Linked DNA regions of Mus musculus: region 1 is linked to region 2. Evidence: chromatin loops called from intact Hi-C (ENCODE). Cell type or tissue: left cerebral cortex. All regions are shown on one strand. Each heading gives the region's core, and the rest is flanking DNA. Links, peaks and the distances in the headings are about the cores only.

Evidence for each region. Peaks named below come from ENCODE experiments on the same cell type or tissue, not always from the same donor. Only the 100,000 strongest peaks of a DNase experiment are listed, where the experiment ranks them.
Region 1: it touches region 2 in a loop (4-fold over the local background); 4 of 42 quality-filtered maps call a loop at or near these places.

What each region holds. Positions count from the first base shown.
Region 1 is chr15:100,493,839-100,496,746 of GRCm38, forward strand. Csrnp2 (cysteine-serine-rich nuclear protein 2) reads right to left here and starts at 1,401. Exons shown (of 5, transcript NM_153407.2): 1 at 1,196-1,401. In left cerebral cortex, for the core only: a CTCF peak has its summit at 1,358; DNase peaks (open chromatin) are centred at 922 and 1,476; H3K4me3 peaks cover 1,728 bases; H3K27ac peaks cover 1,676 bases.
Region 2 is chr15:100,612,175-100,615,082 of GRCm38, forward strand. It overlaps C330013E15Rik (RIKEN cDNA C330013E15 gene), which reads right to left. Exons shown (of 2, transcript NR_045701.1): 1 at 2,610-2,908; 2 at 1,966-2,516. Among named protein-coding and RNA genes, the nearest start is that of C330013E15Rik, 1.5 kb to the right of the region's middle. In left cerebral cortex, for the core only: CTCF peaks have their summits at 465 (motif pointing left), 688 (motif pointing right) and 1,633 (motif pointing left); a DNase peak (open chromatin) is centred at 1,613; H3K4me3 peaks cover 1,316 bases; H3K27ac peaks cover 898 bases.

The DNA of each region.
Region 1 (2,908 bases), core at 261-2,760, 120 kb before region 2:
TCTGGGGCAGCGAGGCTCCTGTTATACCGCAACACTGTAACACTTGAGTACGATGCCCTACCTTGTTCCCCCTTTCTAAGATACTGTGGGTGATTCGCAAATACTATCTTATGGCTCTACGTGTCCTTGCGATCCCCAAGATCGTGGAAGTGGGAAGACACTCGGTGTAAACCTCCTCCTTAAGCTAGGTATTTAAAGAAGGCCCCTTCCCTCCTCTACTCCCCAGGTTGTCCCCGTTTAGGTTAGAATTCGGCTTCCTACATTAAAGCCACATCCTAGAAGACACAGAGCTTTGTGAGAGACCTGGAACATGATGCCGCATTAACTCTCCTCGGAAGGATATCGCCATTTATAACTCTCCCACACACCAACACCCTGGTTTTGGATATCTGTAAAATTTAAAGCCACCAAAGAAAAGGAGAATGTGAATCGGCTGGGGTTCTAACCACGAAAACTGGAGGACACGGGGAACAGTGTCATCTCTTGGGGATAACTTCTAACCTTTCATACTGAAGAATGGTTTCTGTGTCACACTGTCACTCTCAACCCTTCTAAAAGGGTGAATCAAGACCATAGCACTCAAAGGATGGATGGCAGGCGGCTGCGTGTTTAGGCCTGCGAAAAGGATCAAGCTAGCACCCGGGACAAGTGATGCTCTCATTTTTGCACACAACGCCAGAAAAAATGGGAGACATCGGGAATCAGAGCAGAAGGGACATGCCAAGTCACCAGTTCCCCTCAGCACCGCTGAAGAACCCTTCCGCTCTCAACCCATGGATTCCCGCTAACCTTCCCGCTCATTTCCATCTTCTGCAGTCCCCACAGCCTTCCACATCCTCCTGCCTGCTACTCACAAATTCCCAACCACTCCTCCCACATTTTCCTCCAGGCCCCCTCCCCTTCCTTCACTTCCCTCCATCCTACATCACTGCCCACTCCATTCCGAACTCAGCCGTCAGCCGCAATCCAGCCGGCTTCCAAGCCGCCCATCCATCCCTCGAGCTAGCCTGCAGCCCGACCCGCGTCCCCGGCGCCCCTAGCTCTCACGCCTCTTCCCAGAGGCGCCTCGGCTCCCCGCCCCCCGCCTCCTTAGTCCGCACAGCTCGGCGCCGGAGCGCTGCTCCACGGCTGCCCGAGAACTGCTGCCAGGCAAGGACGAGGCGGACCCCTCCTCCCCGCACCCCAGGCCCATTACCGGCCCCGCCGCAGCCGCTTCTCCCGTCACGGTCTCCGCCGCCCCCGCTGCCTACTCAGCCCGTGTGCAAGGAGGGGAGACCGAGGCGTGCCGGCTCCCAGGCCCGTCGCGTGGCTCTCGGGGCTGCAGGGTGTGTGGGCCGGCCGGCAGGCGGCGGGGGTCGGGCGGCTCTGCACTCTGGCTCCCCGGGCAGCGAAGACCAGAACCGTCCCGGCTCCGGCTAACAATAGGCTCCGGCTGCAGCGCTCTGCCTCTTATAGGCGCCGGCGCGTCGCGGCCGAGGCCCGGGGCAGCCTGGGAAATGGAGTCTACACTTGGCCCACACCCAAGGCATGCCGGGAGTTGGAGGCGGCCAGTGCCCAAAAGCCCTCGCCCACCCTGGAACATTCGCGGCGGACCCCGGAGAGCGCCTGTAGGGCAGTTGCCCGCCTTGAAGCGGGAGGCTGCGGATCCTCGGCTACACTTCCTCGCACCAGAACCTCACCCCATGCCTGGGGAACGTGATTCTCACGGGGTTGTCCCATATGACTTGCTGCAGCTGGCCTAATTTATAAGAGAAATTATGAGCAATGACCTATCTATTTATATGATGGATCGATTTCAACATTTTTCCCACCCCAAACGGGGTCTCTCTACATGGCTCTGGCTGCCCTGGAACTCACACTATTCCAGGCTGGCCTCGAACTGAAGAGATCCACCTGCCTCTGCGTCCTGAATGCTGGATAACGGCGTGCGCCACTATACGGGCTGATTTCTTCACATTCTTAAATTTTTCTTTTCTTTTCTTTTTTTAATTATTGTCTCTGATAATCACAGTTTTGCAGTTCATCTTTAAAGTGGGCAAAATATGGACCAAAAAGTTATAGCTCTGGCTGTCCTGGAACTCACTTTGTAGACAAGGCTGGCCTCAAACTCAGAAATCTGCCTGCCTCTGCCTCCCAAGTGCTGGGATTAAAGGCGTGTGCCACCACGCCCGGCTTACCTTTACAATCTTATGCCAACCAGCCATACGTTGGTTCAGTTAGTAACTATTCAGGTCTTCATATTAGAGAGGTAATACATTACACACACACACACATACACACACACACACACACACACACACACACACACCGTTTGGTTTTGAACAGGGTCTTTTTAGCTCAAGATGGTTTTGAATTTGTTTATTTGAGACAGGGTTTCTCTGTGGCGTTGGCTGTCCTGGAACTCCCTCTGTAGACCAGGCTGGCCTTGAACCCCAAGATCTGCCTGCCTCCCATTTTAAAAGCCTGCTTTAGCTTCTTAAGTACTGGAATGAGAGCCATGATTTGAAATAACTGCTTCTTTTGGTCTCTTTATTTCCTTGGCATCACTACCACTTGTATTTGTTGTTTTTTAGTCTTCTGTCTTGACTGGATTCCATGGAACTTGAATTGAAGAGTTGTTTATTTATTGTATTCTCAATACCAGGTTTTTAAAATCTGGTTATTTGACATTTAGGAGCACAGTGAGTATTTATTGGCTAGGTGGATGCACGACAGGATTAAACTTTATGTAGGGTGTGTGTGTGTGTGTGTGTGTGTGTGTGTGTGCTATTCAAATCTTTTCATGAAAAAAGCGCCATAAGTTCTAAATCCCAGTACATTTTTGCATATGACCAGGAAAATATAAAGCCAGCGCGACTGGCTACAATGTTCTCTCACCTTTGGAGCTGAGACACTGAGCGGCTTTGAA
Region 2 (2,908 bases), core at 126-2,625:
TTCACCCTCCGCCTGTCTTGTCCTGTATTTCAATAAATTCTTTGTCTTTTCCTGCCCTGGGTAAGGGTTTTTTTGTTTTGTTTTGTTTTGTTTTTTCTTCAAAATTCGCGCTGTCAGCTTCCAGATGCAAGTTTTCTAAATCTCCTTCTAAACTCCTTTCCTTTCTCTTCTGCCCTCACAGCTGGCCATTAATTCACATTTAGGTCACTCTACATTAGATTTTAATTTCTATGTTTTATGAAATGGAATCCTTTCTGCCGTGTGTATTATTCTTTTGGAAGTAGAGTCTTATGTTGTTTGGACTGGTCTTTAACTCCTGAGACCAAGGTTCTCCTGCTTCAGCCTTCCAAGTTCCTACAGCTATATTCTTATATATATCAGGAGGCTGTTATTGAACCTGGAACCACCTGCATCTAAGGGCCGCCTGTGTCTGCCTCCCTAGCTGCTGCCCTCTGCTGGGTGCTGGGTGCTGGGTGCCCAGGCTCAGGTTCTTATTGGTTGTAGAGCCAATGTTTTACCAGTGAGCCATCTCCCCAATCTCTTCCTTAAAGCTTATTTTTAAATTTAAATTTATTATTTATTTTTTTTAAAGATTTATTTATTTATTTATTTATTATATGTAAGTACACTGTAGCTGTCTTCAGACACTCCAGAAGAGGGCATCAGATCTTGTTACAGATGGTTGTGAGCCACCATGTGGTTGCTGGGATTTAAACTCAGGACCTTTGGAAGAGCAGTCAGTGCCCTTAACCTGTGAGCCATCTCTCCAGCCCCTATTAACTTATTTTTAAATTTAAATTTAGTATTGCTAATTTATGTCTGTGTGTGTAGGCACTTGTGGAGGACAGAGGGCAACTTTCAGAAGTTGGTTTCTCCTTCCACTATGGGTTCTGGGGACTGTCCTCAGGTGATCTGGCTTTCATGGTTTGTATTTTACCTGCTGAGGTACAGCAGCACCCACAAACACAGGTGCATACACAAACACGAATACTCAAAATGTAATTATAAAATGTTTTATGTTTTGTTTTTTTCTTTAAAAAAGACCCACATGACCATGTGACTTTTCTACTTAAAACTCTTCAGTGGCAAGTCAGGGTCCTCCGGACAGAAGGCGTGTTTCCACCCAGGCTCTGCCCTGGGCTCAGCACTGCCTGGCTCCTGCTTCCTCTTCAGCTTCATCTCCCACCAGTCCTGCCTTCTGTGATCTGGCCGCACTCTCTGAGCGCTATGGTATGAGTGATGTCTTCCTTTTCGCCGGGGATCTTCTTCACTTGTTTAGTGGCTATGCACTCCTCAAATTTCGTCTCAGGCATCATTTCCCCCGGGAAACCGTCCCTTAAGGAGAAGATAGTAGGCCCTCATCTATGTGCGCTTCCTGGCATCGCAGGTGTACTCGTTGTCTCTAAAGGCCGCACTACGATTACAGTGGCTTTTCTAGGCTGTTAGTTTCAAAATGGTGGAAGACTCTGCCCGCCTCGTCGCAGTTGTTTCTCTAGCACCTAAGATGGGGCCTGACACAGTGGGCATTCATTAAGTAGTTGCTACATTCCTGTAAGAAAGCGTGTTTGCTAAGTGAACAAACACCGATGCGCCCTGCTGTCCGGGACTGGAGCCAGCTGCTACTTAGCTCCACCTGGTGGAAACAGCAGCGGCCTGCAGCTCCCCATTTCCCGCGGGGTGCTCCTGCATCCCCAGGCCTTGGGTTCAGGATATTAAGCAAAGTATCAGGCACCTAGCATAGGAGCGATCGACCAAGCCGAGAGCAGCTATCACGTTCAGGAGTCAGCCCTAGGAGGGCCTGGATATTGAATTAACCTTTTCTTCATAAGACAGTGGTCCTTGGAATGGTTACCCCATAGCAGCATCTGACTTTTTAAATTTATGTTGTTGCTACTATTGTTTTTATTTCATATGTCTATGGATACTTTGCTTTAGTCAAGGAAATGTAAATACCACAGTCTTTATGATACTGATTTAATCCAAATCAAATTAATATAAATACTTAATGGGAACTTAAAAAATACCCAAGAGAGTTCCCTAACATCCTTTAGTTAGCGCAGCCTAGTTAGGGGATGCTCTGTGTGCTGACAGGAAACCAAAATGGAAATACTGACCCGGAACCTGGGAGGCCGAACACAAAACTCAAGTCTGTAACCTGTCCTTTAGATCAGTTTTTCTTTTCTTCTCGAATGTTTATTTTTATATGTGTGTCGGCGTGAACCCATGACACTCATGCGCAGGTCCCCAGGCTGAACTAGATCAGCCTCTCAGGCTGCTGTGCTTGCCGACTGGACGAAACTGCATTTACAGGACGCCACGCAAACTGTTAAATAGACACCTGACACACAAGCAAGGCCTTCGGTGTCGGACGAATCAGGAGTCCGTTCACCAAGGACCTCTCCCTCCAAAGCCTGCCCATCTACTTGACCACGCACAACACGAACTTCTGCAGACAGCTGCGGCGGTCGGTTCCTCTGTGCATCTATGAGAGCGCGTTCGGTTGCTCAGCAGATATTCTGGAACGAGGAAACGGGAAAAAATGTGATCACTGTCCTAAGAGACGTCGTCGCTACTCTTCTGGACAACTGAGCGCGGGCTAAACCACTCACAACATCTGTAGGGAGTTTTCAGGTCCCCGTAGGACGTGCCAGGCCAGGGTGCAGGTGCTGGCTGCGTCCCCTCAGCTTGTGCTGGGGCACGGTCTATCTCAGGACAGGGGGCGGGGCGCGGGGACACGGTCCATCTCCGAGCACGAAGCCAGGCGCTGGGCCCTCAACAAGAGGCCTGGAAGGACCAGAACGGCGGACAGGCTAAGGTCTGAGGTCTGGGCTGCGTCTCGCAGGCACTGTGGAGTCGTGACAGCCTGTGTTCACACCTGAATTTGGTGAGCAGAGGCGACTCACAGTGA